Regions from separate parts of the Mus musculus genome. Here region 2 is linked to region 1. The links are chromatin loops, found by intact Hi-C in ENCODE. Cell type or tissue: gastrocnemius. All regions are shown on one strand.

Region 1 (8,000 bases):
AAATCTTTTTAAAAACGCATTGGATCTCATTATAGATAGTTGAGAGCCACCATGTGGTTGCTGGGAATTGAACTCAGGACCTCTGAGAGAATAGTCAGTGCTCTTAACTGCTGAGCCATCTCTCTAGCCCTACTTTTGCCTCTTCATTATTGCATCTCTGATCATTTCTGTTTGCTTTCTGGTCCTGCTTCTTGGAAGTGCTTTCTAACCTAAAGCAATTGAAAATAGCACACAACTTTCCCCTAAATAACTGGCTTTTGTTTTTTGTGTTATATGAATTTCAAGTGTGTGCTCTCATATGTGTGTGTGTGTGTGTGTGTGTGTGTGTGTTTATCATCCTTCCTTGAATAGGACCTTATTGTCCAGTCACAGCATCTATACCAACAATATGAATAGCCTGTAGTTCTCTCACGTATAGTGAGAGAAAAGATTTTCTTAGATGTCACACTCAGACCTGAAGCTAGAAGCATGTGAATCTGTCCAAGGCCAAGAGCAGTTCTCAATATCCAGCAGGTGTTCAGCTGTCATGGTCCAGGCAGAGGTAACACTTTCCTTTCCATGTATCCTCCTACCTCTCGACCCTTAAAATCCAGAATAGTGGTCTAGCCTAGCAAGGGTCTTATGATTAGGGAGTGAAGCCTGAAACCAGCCCCTGGTACATTTTGCTAGACGGAAAGGCTTAGCAGCTTGGAAGCCATTTCATGACAGTTATACAAAGGAGTAAAGAAATAGGCAGAGAACAGCTACCAGCCTGTCTACTTGGGGCCCAGCTGGAAAGTGATGGCTGGCTGTGTGTTGTTTGATAAGGTCCTCTTATCTCTGGTTAGTCATTGGGAGTGGAGGGCTCTGGCCTCTCTGTCTCCAGCTTGTTGACTATTTTCTTTCTAGAGAAGCTGTATAGAGATTATCCATAATCCCCCATTCCCGCATTTACAAATGCCCTTTAGAGATTCTTCTGGGAAACAGCTAGCCTTGCCTGGGGTGCTCCATGGTCTCTGTTGTTGAGACCTCCCGTGGGTTCCAATGTATCTAAAGCTGCTCTAGTGTACCAGAGACAGGGTCACATAGTTTATCCTCATCTATTTGCTGACAGTCCCTCCAGGGACCTTCATCTTTCTTAAACAAACTTGGAGGATAAGAAGGTCAACTTCTGATAATACAGATTGCTGAGAAACGCTATCACAGGGAGAAGTTATCTTATAAGTTCTTTAAGCCCATGTTAGTCATTTCATCAAACTTTCTGCCATCTTACATGTAAAAGAAAAGTAAAGATGGTTTCTTCATTGTCTACCGTCTCTAGGTGTTACTAGACTTTGTGTTATACGATGGATCTGCTTTCTAATTCCCCCAGGGCTCCAATGAGTTGAACGAAACTCTCTTACAAAGAATAAACAGCGCCAAAAAAATCCACTTGGTTCCATGTCGTCTCCGAGACAAGTTTGTGCTACGCTTTGCTGTGTGCGCTCGCACTGTGGAGTCTGCCCACGTGCAGCTGGCCTGGGAACACATCAGTGATCTAGCAAGCAGTGTGCTGAGGGCAGAGAAAGAATGAAAGCAGAGCTGCTTCAGGTAAGCTAGCTGCACCAGGGACATCTGTTTCCTTGTGGAGGCATCAGGATTCCAGCTCAGTCCCAGCATGGCCACTTAGTGCTGAGTGGCTGTGCAGTGAGGAAGAGAAAACTATCATAGTCAGTCAGGAGTGGCAGAAAGAATGTTATGTGCCATGATTCTACAGAGTGAATTTGTATTCATTTCTGTGGGCTTATATACAATAGTGTATAGATCTTGCTGTATACTTTCCCTTCAGATTTCCCCAAACAGCACTGACCAAAGCAACTATCCAAATAAGCTTTAGCTACATGAAAACAGTAAATGGGATTTTCATGTGACCGTCAGGAAAGACCCAAAGTGCGATGGTAAGGAAGGGCAGGCAGGCTTCTGTGCTGCTTATCAGAGAGGAAGAATCACAGCCAGAGTAATTTATAAAATTTATCACTAGAGATGTTAGATTGGTAACATGAACTCTTTTGTTAAAATGATCTATTGTATTGGACACTGCAGAAACAGTGTATTCCTTCTCTGAAGTCAGTTTAGAAGTACAGAAAATTCTAATTTTTATTATTTTATTTTTGTTTCTGTAGTATCGGGAAAGGAACAAGGATCTTGGCCTTCTAGGCAGGTGCACTACTACTGAGCTACATTGCCAGCTCTCCTTATTTCTAAGTTAGCCTCTAAGTTCTTGCTATTTTTTTTCTCCCATAGAGATCAAAAGTTGAAAAGAAGTTTATCTGAAAACTGGAAAGAGAAAAATAACTACCACTCCGTCTTCGTGAAATCATGATTACATGTGGCGTCATGTGTGTCTCCAACATTAACCAGAAACCTCTGACTGACTTTTTGGTGACTTATCAATGAAGAAATATTTTCTGTATTGTCCAGGGAAAAGTATTTTCTGTGTGGAAAGCTATTGTCAGTGGCTCTAGCTTCTGTTCTTTGTGTGGCCGTGACTTCTGTTGATAATAAGATGTCTTTGTGCTCATAAGGTCATTGGTGGCAGGATAGGCTTATAGAAATAGTTTCCAGGGCAGTCTTTGGTCTTACCTTCAGAGTATATCTATGGCTGTTAACTTATCCTCTGTGTGGCTAAATACTAAATAAACAACCTATGTGCAATACTAACTGTATTGAGTAAGCGTCTTGTTTTACACTGTATCAGACTCATTCTTGTGAACTTGACTAACCCTTTCAGACACTTGGTCATCATGTGTTTAATGAAAGCCTGGTATATGTCAGTCACTATTCAGAATCATTAACAACACTCAAGTTCTGCTTAGATTTCATGAGTTCAATTTCTAGGTATTTACTCAAATAATCTCTGATCTTTATATGGAATGATTCTGATTTTAGAAAAATGTTATTTTTTTGTAGATTTATTTTTAATTGTGTGTGTATATGTGTGTGCGTGTGTGCATGTTGCACAAGGAGGCCAGAAGAGGCCATTCTATCCTCTAGAGCTACAGTTATAGGCAATTATAACCCTTCTAATTGTGGGTGCTAAAAACCAAGTGGGTTTTCTACAAGACCAGTGTGCACTCTTAGCTACTTAGCCATCTCCGCAGTCCCAGCATAAGTGTATTTTGGTCCTTTGGAGACTTTAGAATTGTCAACGGCATTCACATGAGGTCCTTGTGTTACTAACAGGTATGGTCGTTTATATGGAGTATCCACTTGATAGGATCTAGAATCGTCGAGGAGACATGCCTCCAGGGAATTTCTAATTTAGGTTGCATATGGCCACACTCTGAGAGATTATATTGATTATGTTACTTGAGGTGGTGAAAATCAGCCCCCCGGTGGCATCTTCCCTTGGGCTTGGATCCTAGACTGCATAAATGGGAGGTAGGGGTTATCTAAACGTTCTGAATCTTTAGGGAATAGAGTCTAAGATCTCAGCTTATGTTCAAACCCAGGAAGGGTACAGTCTTGTCTAACTACGGCTCATTTTTAGTGCATCCACTGTCTTATTAGAGTTTCTAGTGCTATGATAAAACACCACGATCAAAAGCAACTAGAGAAGGAAAGGGTTGATTTGGCTCCCACTTCCACATCACAGCCCATCAATGAAAGAAGTCAAGGAAGTACTCAAGGCAGGACCTGATGAAGAGGGCATGGGGTAATGTTGTTTTACTCAGTTTGCTTTCTTACAGTAATGAGGCCACATCAGTCCAGGGGTGGCACTGCCTATAGTGAGGCCAGTCTTCCCATATAAATCTTCAATCAAGAAAATGTCCCACAGGTCAATCTAGTGAGAGCATTTTCCTCTTCCCAAATGACTCTAGCTTTGTGTCAAGTTGCTAGCAGCACATCCCATCTTCTTGGCCTTTCTTCAACATGGTGCTCAGACACCAAAACACCCAGCCCTAGAAACAGGAAGAAGCGCTTCCTCCCAGTTAACAAAATCATACACCCGCACTTACTCTATGCCAGGTGCTGCTATCCACATTTAAAAATAGCAACTCAATACCTATTTAAAAAATTCCATAGCTGGGCGTGGTGGCGCACGCCTTTAATCCCAGCACTCGGGAGGCAGAGGCAGGCGGATTTCTGAGTTCGAGGCCAGCCTGGTCTACAAAGTGAGTTCCAGGACAGCCAGGGCTATACAGAGAAACCCTGTCTCGAAAAACAAAAAACAAACAAACAAAAAAAAAAAAAAAAAAAAAAGGAAAAATTCTATGAGGTAAGCTGCATGGCAGTGGGGGGTGGGGGGTGGGGGTTGGGATTTGGTGCTTATGGGACAAGATCCATTTATCTTCCTGGGTAAACCTTGCCTTTGATCCCAACTATACATTATTCAGATAGAAGTCAGTATTCCAAAGCCAGGCAGGCATAGTGCTTTAGTGCTTTACTGCTTCCAGTGCTTAGAAGCCAGAGGCAGGTGGGCAGATCTCTTGAGTTCAAGGCCACCTTGACCTATAAAGCGAGTTCCAGGACAGTCAAGGCTACACACAGAAACCTTGTCTTGAAAAATCAAAACCAACCAAACAAAAGCGAATTGAGAATGCCGGGACGCGTAGCAAGTGCATTTAAATCTGTGCCTACTGCAGTTGCTCACTGGAGCACAGTGACCTCTGGTGGCAGTGATGCGTGATGCTAGACCTCAGGTTTTCACTGATTCCAGGCACTTCAACCTGGAGCTGAGAAAGCCCTAGACTTATCTGGACACAGCAGACAGCCAACAAAAGGCTTATCCTGGAACATCTCTTGTTTAGAACGTAGCAGAGAAAAGGCTTCCTGGAACTGGAGATCCAAGTCAGGCTGACTGAATACGAGTCAGCACACAGAAAAGGCCGAGATAGAAGGACCTGGGAAAGGGATATAGGACAAGACCCCAAGGCAAGGCAGGATTGAACTTTTAACATTGATTGAATCCAATCAATGGCATAAACTCAAAAATGGTATTACTGGTATTCTACTCAGAAAGTTCACATTTGAGGAAACATGGTACTTACCCAATAGCATTTTGGCCTAATGATTGCTGTATTAATTTTTTTAAATGAATAATATAAATTCCCAAATATTAATAGTGTTTACTTCTTTGGTATCAAAATCTGTTTCTTGAGCACTTCTCTCTGTGTGCCATAACCTACCCTTGTAAAAAGTAATGGGAAAAACAATACAAAATTACTAGCAAAGTAAGTTGCTTGCATAAACTGGTAATATTTGAAAAGGTCTTTTTAAAGAAACTTGTGTTGTTCCCCAAAGCAGACATGCAATAAACAGTCACAAGAAGAATTATGGCATGACCCCATAGCCTGTTCAAACTAGAAGCAGAAGAGTCCACACATGGACCAGTTTTTCCTAAACACAGCAAATTCACAGCAGCCAGAGGCCAAACTACCTCAGCTTGACTAAGTCTGCTCTAACCTCACAAGAGAAATGAGCTGAAGTGAGCTGAATCAACCTGTCAGCTCCTTTCCGACAGGCTCGGCTCCCTGCGTTACGAAGCTCACCCTTCTGTTCCTGCCCAGTACCGGCTCTTGTTCTGTTTTGTAGAGTGAAGGTTGCCCCGTTCGGGAATATAAAGGCTAACGAGAACTTTGTCAGACTTGTTAAAATTCTGCCTCTGGTCGTAGGGGAGAGCACCGTCTAATGAAAACTTTTCATTAGGACTGTATGTTCCATTCATGTTAGACTGTATATCCGAGGAATGGCTGGCTACATCTCCAATCTTCACGGGTCCTCTTTCACCAAGGCATGTTTGAAGTGGATTTCAGGATCCAACTGTACTCGGGGAATCTCAGAAAAAGAGACAGATTTAATTTTGTCCCATCTTCTTTCCTATCTCTACAACAGCCCACTTCTCACATTGCTTACAAACATAGTTTTTTTTTTTCTTCCCTGAGACAGGGTTTCCCTGGCTGTCCTGGAACTCACTTTGTAGACCTCTGGCCTCGAACTCAGAAATCTGCCTGCCTCTGCCTCCCGAGTGCTGGGATTAAAGGCGTGTGCCACCATGCCCGGCCAAACACAGTTTTATAAACACTTATTATTGTGTGTTTGTGGGGAAAGGACATGTGCCTAGAAGTCAAAGGACAACTGTGTGGAGTTGTTTTGAATCCTTCCACTTTTTCGTGGGTTCTGGAAGCCACACTAAGGCCACCAAGGTTGCACAGGAAATAAATACCTTTACCTGAGACATCTTGCTAGCTTACAAACACAATTTTTCTGGCAGAGGATGCATATTATTTGGGATCATTTTATTTTCTCTGATCAAAACAAATTAGCCAGCTGAACTGTAACAAGCATTGTCTGAGATTATGGTTATAAACTCATAAATACATAAACAAGAAGAAGCTCTCCCACCAAGGACCAGTTCTGTCTGCTTAGGTGGCAATTTCTTTCTTGCAGGTCCAATAACTTCTGACCATGAAAATAGAGTCTATCAAAAGCAGTTTGTGTTCTCGGTCAGCAAGTTTACTACTTGCATAGCTTAAGCCTTAAACTCTTCCACAGTAGACACTGGGTTGTGAGCCTAACAAAGCCAATTTAAAAAAGACGGACGCCAGAGAATAATGTTGCTTTTTGCAGGATTCCTGGTCTTATAAAAAAATAATTAAAACAAAACAAAACCCAGACTCAGTAGGAAACCGAAAGGCAATTTTGAATTTAGGGGAAAAATAAGACAAGCTAGACATGTTGGCAGCCTCTGGAGGAGGCAGACGGATAAGGGGAAAAGAGACCATGCTTTTGGAGTTAAAGGTCAGAAAGGCAGGCAGGCTCAACAATGCAGGCCTGGGAATGGCTGCATGGGTAAGGAAGGTCTTCAGCCTGATTAAAAATGCCCAGAGCCGTAGAGCAAGCAGGGTTAGGAGTGTTGGTCAGTATTTGAAGGAGATAGGATGAATAAAAGAAAAGTACAGTTTTCCCAGTGAAAACAGGCAGGCTTAGCGATGAGGGTTGTAGACAAAGAAACCAAAAAAAAAAAAAAAAAAACCACCCAACAACCCAGCACAGCCCCCCTCCTCTCCCCTCTCTGACAATCAGCTCCCGACTGCTTGGAGCCTGACCCAATGGCTTGTTATGCCTATACAAACAATTAAGAACCTAACCCTTGGTGACCTCTCCCCAAATTGCAAGCCGTCTTGGTTGGTAATAGAGAGGTGGGGGTGGGGTGAGGTGGGGCCCAAAGCTATGAGGGGAAAGTTCCCTCGGTGACTCCAGGACTGTCCATGTTTTAGCTACCTACGATTAGTTTTTTTAAAAAAAAAAAAAAAAAAAAGCTCTTCAGTTCTTACTGGACCCCTGCCAGCTACTACTTCGGTAATCTCGGTATTCCGTCTAATGCTGGCTGTAGCCTTTGCTAAACCTTCCTGTATTCGAGTCTCACTATTTGATAGCTGCTGCTGAACTGGTTAAGGCCGGAGGGCGCCGGGGCGGGCAGGCTCTGGAGTGGCGGCCCGGAGGCTACACCTCCCCTTCCCCCTCCCGGGCCGCTTTCGCCCTCCCAGGGGACTCGTGCTCTCTACACTCCTGAGCTTTCTTTCCTCTCTCACTGCCTCTGCCTAGGTGCCTTTGCAGCACCTAGCTCGGCAAAAAGAACATATTAAGGCTGCAGTGAACGGGAAGCCAAGGGTTTGCTTAGATTTATCGCCACCGCGCGGGCTAAATCTCCCTCATAGAGCGCGGGCCGGAAACCCAAATTCCCGCGTTAAGGCCTGGGCGGTGACCTCAGGCCTTCCGAGACTCCGCCCTCACGCTGCGTGCAGCGCGCGCTCAGCCGCCCTTACTCTACACGCATGCGCAACGCGGGCCGAGCCGTCACTTCGCGCAGGCGCACTTCGAAAGGCGCGCTTTTCGGTGGCTGCGGTCCCGGCAGGGAGCACAGGTGGGCCCCGGTAGGCTGCTGTTCGCCGCTAAGCCGGCGGGCGGAGGCTGTGGTTGCCATGCCGGGTGTACTTTGGTTTTGTTTTCTTCTGTCCGTTCTTGGCCTCGGGTTGTCG
Region 2 (8,000 bases), 720 kb before region 1:
AATTTGTCACACAGCAATAGACAACAAATACAAGCAGTGAGCAAGACTGTACCATTATGATGGGGACAGTTTTCCTTCCATAAAACTCATGTACAAAAGTGTATCTTTACTAACGTCATCTCTATTTCGGGTATGATTTTCCCTTGCTGACAAGGGAAGATGACAAATTGTTCAAATTAAATCTGAGTCACTTGAAATTTCCTGGTTTCCCCCCCTAAATATTCATGTAATTTTTAGGCATTTCAGTGTGATAGTTAACACTACCTTTAAAGTTTAAACTGACTATGCTTGAGAGACAAGAAGGCAAAAATGCCTCTAACATGTAAGACCCTACCTAGCTAGTACAAGCTCTACCCTAGCAACCCACTTCCTTTTATCACCCGATGTTGATTATTCTTTTTTTTAATTTTATTTTATTAGATATTTTCTTTATTTACATTTCAAATGCTATCCCAAAAGTTCCCTATACCCTCCCCTACCCACCCACTCCCACTTCTTGGCCCTGGCATTCCCCTGTACTGGGGCATATAAAGTTTGCAAGACCTAGGGGCCTCTCTTCCCAATGAAGGCCATCTTCTGCTACATATGTAGGTAGAGACATGAGCTCTGGGGATACTGGTTAGTTCATATTGTTGTTCCACCTATAGGGTTGCAGACCCCTTCAGCTCCTTGGGTACTTTCTTGAAGATTATTCTTAAACTGACTGATCTTGTAAAATTTGTTGCTCTTGCAAAATACTAGGTCATAAGGTTAACAACTACTTCTGCTTTTATAATCAATCTTGCTTAGTCTGCTCAAAAAGATAAGTAGAACAAATATAAGACATATTTTAAAAAAAATAATAAGCTCCTGCCTACATGTAGGCATAATCCGTGTAATCTTGGGGGTTTTGGGCTTTGTAAGTCCCACTGTGATGCTATGGGTAAATGTTGTATCTGGGGCACTGTCTCAGGTGTAGTCCAGGAGCCAGTCAGTCCAGTATCTAAATAAAAGTTACTTATTAAAATCTTATTCATTGTCAGATTAGTGAATCTCTGAACAATCCCAGACCAATAACATCAGTAGCATTGGCAATGGGGCTGTGCTCATGAGAAAAGATCCGTTCTTCTGTTGGACATCTGATTATGAATGTACTAGAGGTGCCTGACCCTCATAATTAAAGCCAGAGGGGGTGTACTGTCTCCATCAAACCCCCAGCCATACCTCATGCTGTCTACATTGTTCCCAGATCACTGCTCCAGGCTGACACATGTGAAAAATGTGATTCTCTCTGGAGTCTGAGGTCAAGCACATTCTTTCTGGCCTGTGCCTCCCAAGCATAACATCTGAGGGTTCATTCTCTGAAGGAACCAATGGTATGTGTATAGTCAGCAAAATCCTTTCTTTCTTCATCGAGTCTCCTGCCTCCTTCAGTCAGTCTAAAGAACAATTACAAGTATGGAGGGATGAGAGAAAGAACTCACCTAACATACTCTCTCTCTCTCTCTCTCTCTCTCTCTCTCTCTCTCTCTCTCTCTCTCTCTCCCTCTCCCTCTCTCTCTCTCCCTCTCCCCCTCTCTCCCTCCCTCCCCCCCTCTTTCTCCCTCCCTCCCCCTTCTCTCCCTCCCCCCTCTCTCTGTCGATGTCTGTCTGTCTGTCTGTCTTGTCTGTATCTGTGTCTGTGTCTCTCTGTATCTATGTCTGTCTGTTATTGTCGTTGTGTATTTATGTATGGTATGTGTCTGTGTGTGACTGTCTGTCTGGTGGTGGGGGAAGTGGTGCTGGTGGTGTGGTGCTGGTGATGATGGTGTGTGTGTGTGTGTGTGTGTGTGTGTGTGTGTGTGTGTGTGTGCATGTGTGGTATTTGTCTGTGTGTGACTGTCTGTATTTATGTCTATGTCTTTGTGTTCTGGGAATTTCACCTAAGATCATGTATATGGTAAGAATTGTGTTACCTGTGAGCTACATGTCTAGGCCATCACACTTTTTTTTTGTATTTGTTTTATACCAAAACAAAGAACTTCAAGAAGAAGGCATTAGCGATATGTTCTCTAGTCATTTAGAACACTGAAAATCTCAAATCTTGTAGCAAATATTGAGGTCATAGTCAATAAGCCCTGTTTGAGCTTCAGCAACAAACACAATCCCTGAGGTTTAGTACTTAACAATTTGCTTTCACATATGTAGGATCTGTTCTTAGCAAAAATGACTTTCATGGCTGCTCCATGCTGTAACTCTGCATGCAGGTAACTTTGATTTGATAGCTCTATCTCCAGTTTCAGTTCATGTTGGCTTGCGACAGCCAGGTATTATAATCCCCCCCATACACATAGAATAGAGGATGACACATACTAACGTAATATTGTGAGACACCATAGATTATGCAGACTCACATTTATCAGCACAACACTAATCACCAAGATTCCCAACACAAAGGAATACAGATGTTGAGAATACAGTGTTAGGTGTAGCACAACTTAATCAGCCCATTGGCCAGAACATGTCCACTACCTCTGACCAGAAAAGCTAAGAAATGTGGCATAGCACCTGAGTATTCTGTGGGAATTAAAGACCAGTGTGACACTGCACAGAAGAAATGGGTGTATGAGCAAGCCATTGGGTAAATGAATAGACTAAGACACTTGTGACTATCCAAAATAATGTTACAATAGTCAAAACTCATTAACCAGTTAGTGTATCTCTTGTCCAAAAGTCTCAAAGATGATTTGACCCATGCTACTGTCTCGCCAGCAAAACGCACGCAGGCCACTCGGATCCTTCTGCAGTACAGCTTTAATACATCTTGAGAGATAGATGATCAGCTTCAGGAGAGGAGACCCAGAGAGCAGAAAACACTTCCCTTATATAGGCTGCGAAGTACTGTTGGAAGTACGGTTGGAGATGTGCACCACCGGGATTGGCTGCCCACCTTCAGCCAGATGACGCCACGAGACAGGCAGGGCTCAGGTAATGGAAAGATTCCCTGACGCCTGCCCACCTTTTACTACGAGCAATGGATGTCAGCGCCATCTTGTAACGGCGACTGTGAGGGCGGCTCCTCACAATGATTGACTCGTTGTGTTGATATAAAGACTTAAATAGAGTCCTTTGGGTTCCAACATTCAGTGACTTCCAAATGGCTGTTGGGAGTTATGGAGAAGGATGGATAATTGTTGGTAGTTGGAAAAATAAATAATCTAAGAAACAGAAAAAAAAAAACGGGGAGCACAGAATGTGTCCCTTTGGAGAAAGGGGAAAGATGAAGGGCGGAGCAGAGCAACAGGCGCTCTCTGCAGAGAACCTGAAGAGTGTTTGCTGAACCTCTGCCTCTGTGTCCCAGTCTTGGTTGGATCCACTGTTTCTGGGCTTAGAATGAGAAGCGCAGAAGTTCCTGGCTGCCTTTAGAGAGACTTTCCCTTTAGGGAAATCAAAGTAACTTAACATAAAGCATTATTCCTATGTCCTTTTGCCAAACAAGCATGAAATACTGGTTTTCCCAAAGCAATGAAAAACTGAGAAATGAAAACAAATCGTTGTGTACTGAACAGATTTGACTATATTATTTAAGCCTCGCTTGCTGCTGAATCCCAAATAGTTGCTCGTCCGAGATCTATTTGATCATTTGTGTGTGTGTTTCTTCTCTACCTATTTAGATGCTCTTTGCACAGATTCAAGTTTTCAGAGACACATGAGACTAGACACTTTGCTTCTCTTTAGGTCTGTGAAGTGTCTATTTCGACCATCCAGTGAGCCCCAGAAGCTGTAGAGCCCTCAAGATTTTCGCACTTTATAGGCGAAGAAGGCACATGGCTCTCCTTGCAGGACCAGGCTTCTGATCTGGAAAGTGATTTGCCCTTGGGCTTGGAAGAGAGCAATAAGGCTTGCTTAGGCAATCATTTACCATCTGTCCGCTGTATGTTGTCTCAGTTACCACTAGATGGAAGCAGATTTGTTTCCAAAGGGTTCTGCAGCAAGCCTTCTTACTGGCTCAAGCTTGGGCAGTCTAGGGAGCTGCCTAGGAAACCCTGCTAGCTGCTCTCAGAGGATTGGCTAAAGCCTTCCAGAACAACCACTCCGTGGCTCACCTTCCTTCTCTACCCTGCCCTCACTGGAGCAAGCAGTCCTGGAAGCCAAGCTCAGACACAAGCAAACCATGCAGCTGACAAGCCACCCCCCACCTCCCACCTCCCACCTCCCACCCCTGCAGAGCCATGCTGTTTCCATGGTGCTGCTCACGCAGGATAGCTTGCTGCCTTTCAGAAACCCTCTGAACTTGGTGCAAATTCTGATGGCCTCAAGGCTTGGGCGTGGTTGTAGTTAACACTGCGATAAGGCCTACCCAAGCCAATGCAGACAAAATTTGTCCCCAAAGATGGCCTCCCACATAATCTCAGCAGTCTCTGCTCCAGCTTTAGGCTCTTTGTAAACTTTATAGCCCTTGTGTCCCTCCCTCTGGCTGCTAACTCCCAACATCCCTTTCCATTTTCTTCCCCTGTTCAGTGTCTCTCTGACTGTCCATCATTTTTGTTTCTCTGAACTTGGCTAGGGTTCACATATTTAATAAAGGGGATAGCTGAGATTTTAAAGCTAATTTCCCTCTCCCTCTCCCTCTCCCTCCCCCTCTCCCTCTGTTTGTGTGTGTGTGTGTGTGTGTGTGTGTGTGTGTGTGTGTGTGTGTATTACTAGGCATTGCACCAGGGCCTTGCACATACTAGACAAATTACATACACAGATATTCTTCAGTTTTGACACCGTCATAGACCAATGATGCCTCTCCTATTGAGATGCTGTTTTAGGCATCTGTAGACTTATTTGATGGGCAGATGAAAACAGGGGCTGTATGTTCTGTGTGCCCACAACAGACATGAGTAGTTGCTCTTCCCTCAGCCCAGGGGAGGCTTCACCCAGCCCAAGTGGCCTCATTAATACATCAGACAGGACTTGATACCACAGTGACTGGCTACTGCAACCTAAAAGCATGTCTCCATTTCTGTAATCTGAAAGTGTTTTAAGCACCTCTGCTTTTAGAAATGTGTTTCTGGTGATGGATTGCCTCATCATAAAACACAGGCAAGTATTTCTCTGCCAGCATAGATTAGGCACATTTTTCAGTGGGTTCCATTCAGACATCAGTCTATTTTAATTGGTCAGTTTAGTAGGCACACATACTAAGCTTAGAAACGGAGAGCAGTGAGTTGGAGAAATGAGGGTATGCAGTTCCAGGAAGTGACAGCTGTCAACGTAGGAAGTATATTAATAAGTAGCGAAGAAGTGAGCTTGTGCAGGAAACAACAGGAGAGCAGGAGAGCTTCAGTGTGTCCTTGGAGGAGATGGAGCAAGGCAAGCATTCTGTCTCACGGTACGCCTGGCACCCAAAGTCCAGCGATCAATGATTTTCAAATTTGTAAGTGCAAGGTCATGTAAATCCTCCTCTGAATATTAGTCATAAGTGTCCAGTCACTCATCATTGGATAGATTGCAGACATCCCACTTGTTACATTGGTTGTCGTCAATGTCAAACTACAGGCTCTGTTCTGTTAGGCTGTTGAGGTATCCCCAGACACCTTTGTTCTTTATAGCTTGTTATTTGACTGTTATTATTTTATTTTCTGTACAGATAATATCATCCATTATTATAAGTTGTGCAGTTGAATAACCCACATTTGAAGAAGCCACAGGGACAGGCACAACAAAACGGCAGTAGCATGGCCCTTAAAAACTAATGCCTTGACCATGGTATCTCTCTTATCAGGTAAACATTATTATTTTACATTGAATATGCACATTCTAGAACAGAGGAACTGAAAAAAAAGGAAAGTGGTTTCCATACAGCAGTCACCCATCTTAGCAGTCTCAAACTGTTCATCTGCCCTTAGATTCAGATTATAATAAGCAATTCCCTAGCACCAGGTTACTGATCTTAAAAACACTTTACCATACTCTTTTAAAGGACAAATATTACTTTTAAAAAGCATATAGTCATTCCAAAGTTATCAATTATCCCTAATACTATCCAACATCTAGAGGATGCTTGGTGTCTCTGAATGCCTTTACTTTTGTATTTATTCCTCAAGTAAGCCCCATGATAGAGCTAGCTGATAATGATTCCTAATGGTCTCTTTGAGTATGGAAGTCTTTATTTCTCTCTCTCTCCATCTCTCTTTCCCGTATCTTTCTCTAAATAGATATGTTGAAGGAAGAGTCATTTCCCCTAATTTCTGAGCCCCTACACATTGCTGAAGGCGTATGTCTGCAGTAGTATTGAATAATATCTGTCAACCTGACATTTTCTGGGATCCAGTCATTAAATCCAACTTTGTGTGATTCAGGATTTTTTGGACAGGAACTAGGGTCTATGTCAGCACGTGTTTAGCTTAGCTTAGCAAGTAAATAGCGTATCTGAAGCCCCACAGCCAATTTCTGCCATAGTTTTTATCAACTTGATACAAACTTTACAACTTGAGAGGAAAGAACTTCAGTGAAAGGGTGGTTTCCATCAGCCAGGCTTGTGAATACATCTGTAGGGCATTTTCTTAATTTCTTGTTGATGTAGAAGAGCCCATCCCAGTATGGGCAGGATCATCTATGGGCAGGTGGACCTGGGCTGTATAAGAAGGGTAGCTGAGCAAATCAGAGAAAGCAAAACAGTTCCTCTGTGATCTCCGCTTCAGTTCCTGCCTCAGCTTCCAGTTTTGAGCTCATACTCTGCCTTCCCTCAAGGAGTAACTCTAACTGGTAACCTGAAATAAAAACATTTTCAAGTTGGTTTAGGTTATGACATTTATCCCAGCAACAGAAAGCAAATTAGGATGATCTACAACAACAAAAGTAAACACATCCCAACAGACATGAATGGTACTAAAGACTTCTATTCTTACATAACTGATCATATCCTCTCACATAGGTGAGGATCAGAGATTGCCATTAGATGCAGTTAGAGGCAGAATGGTATTGCATATTTCTACTCTTACATGATTAATTGTATCCTGTGATGTCATTAGGAATCAAAGATTACTATTAGATGCAGAACAACTTTTCTTGTTGCATCAATATAAAAGATGAGGAAAATAATTATATTTCAGGTTTTTTTTTGCATAAGTATCTGAGTTCAAAAAGTATTTGAGGCCAATATGGCACTACATTACTCCTGAGAATTCCATGGGGTCTCTATTTCACTATTGTTAGCAGAAAGAAATGTCAATCCAGAATGTTCTGTTTGGGCCTTAATTGCTGTTGGTCTTTTACATTTCTTCTCAATTGACCTGTAACTCTAGGGTCTCCGGATCAGGCAACAGAGTGGAGGTAAACACAGCTGGGTGGTGGTAAACACAGCTGGGTACATCTGTGAAGAAGGGTCAAAGGGGAAGAAGCAGAATGAGGCAGAAAGAAACCTGGAAAGGGGACCAGGAGACGGAATTGGTGAGGACAAAAGCTGACTTAAGAAGGATCGAATTTTCACACTGGGTCAGTCTACTGAGATGAGCATCGAGAAGGGCAGAGTCCGTGGTGATGAATAAAAGCAATTCTTCTTGGAGGGCCTTAAACAGAGGTTCTGTGGTGGGTCTGCTGGGCTGCACTGTTGTTTGCACAGCTCCATCCCCCTGTTCCTCTCAGGACATACACAAGAGGCTCTGCTCCCTCAGTGGGAGTTCACAGAGGGGTGTGGGTTTCCTCTGTCTCTAGGTTTTTCATCCCAGCCTCTGCAGGTGCTGCTTTCCCAGGGACCACCCTGGAGCTTCAGAGAGGACCTCCTTGTTCCAGTCTCCAACCTCCAGCCCCACCAGCCACTGAGACCCAACTAGATTGCAAGGTCTCAGTAGGGTCAGGTAAGGTACAAGAAAGAAAAATACATGTTTATGCTTATAAAGGACACAGCTAGTAGTGGTAGTGATGTGGTGATGGTCAGTAGAGATAGTGGTGAAGCAGTAGTTGTGGTAACAGGAGAAATAGTTACAGGGATTATAGTAGTACACTCTCTACCTCAGACAGGTTAACATTATAAAGAAAAGAAATGTGTAGCT

Evidence for each region. Hi-C counts contacts between places; a loop is a spot of excess contacts. Peaks named below come from ENCODE experiments on the same cell type or tissue, not always from the same donor. Only the 100,000 strongest peaks of a DNase experiment are listed, where the experiment ranks them.
Region 2: a loop joins it to region 1, with 2.9 times the contacts of the local background. A loop is called at or near these places in 15 of 42 quality-filtered maps.

Annotation. Positions count from the first base shown.
Region 1 is chr11:11,808,780-11,816,779 of GRCm38, reverse strand. It overlaps Fignl1 (fidgetin-like 1), which reads left to right and starts at 7,818. Exons shown (of 3, transcript NM_021891.3): 1 at 7,818-7,885. It overlaps Ddc (dopa decarboxylase), which reads left to right. Exons shown (of 15, transcript NM_001190448.1): 14 at 1,352-1,569; 15 at 2,263-2,679. The coding sequence ends at 1,552. In gastrocnemius, CTCF peaks have their summits at 4,626 (motif pointing left) and 7,654; DNase peaks (open chromatin) are centred at 4,629 and 7,791; H3K4me3 peaks cover 1,341 bases; H3K27ac peaks cover 1,366 bases.
Region 2 is chr11:12,528,516-12,536,515 of GRCm38, reverse strand. No RefSeq gene overlaps it. Among named protein-coding and RNA genes, the nearest start is that of Cobl, 68 kb to the right of the region's middle. In gastrocnemius, a CTCF peak has its summit at 3,915 (motif pointing right); a DNase peak (open chromatin) is centred at 3,979.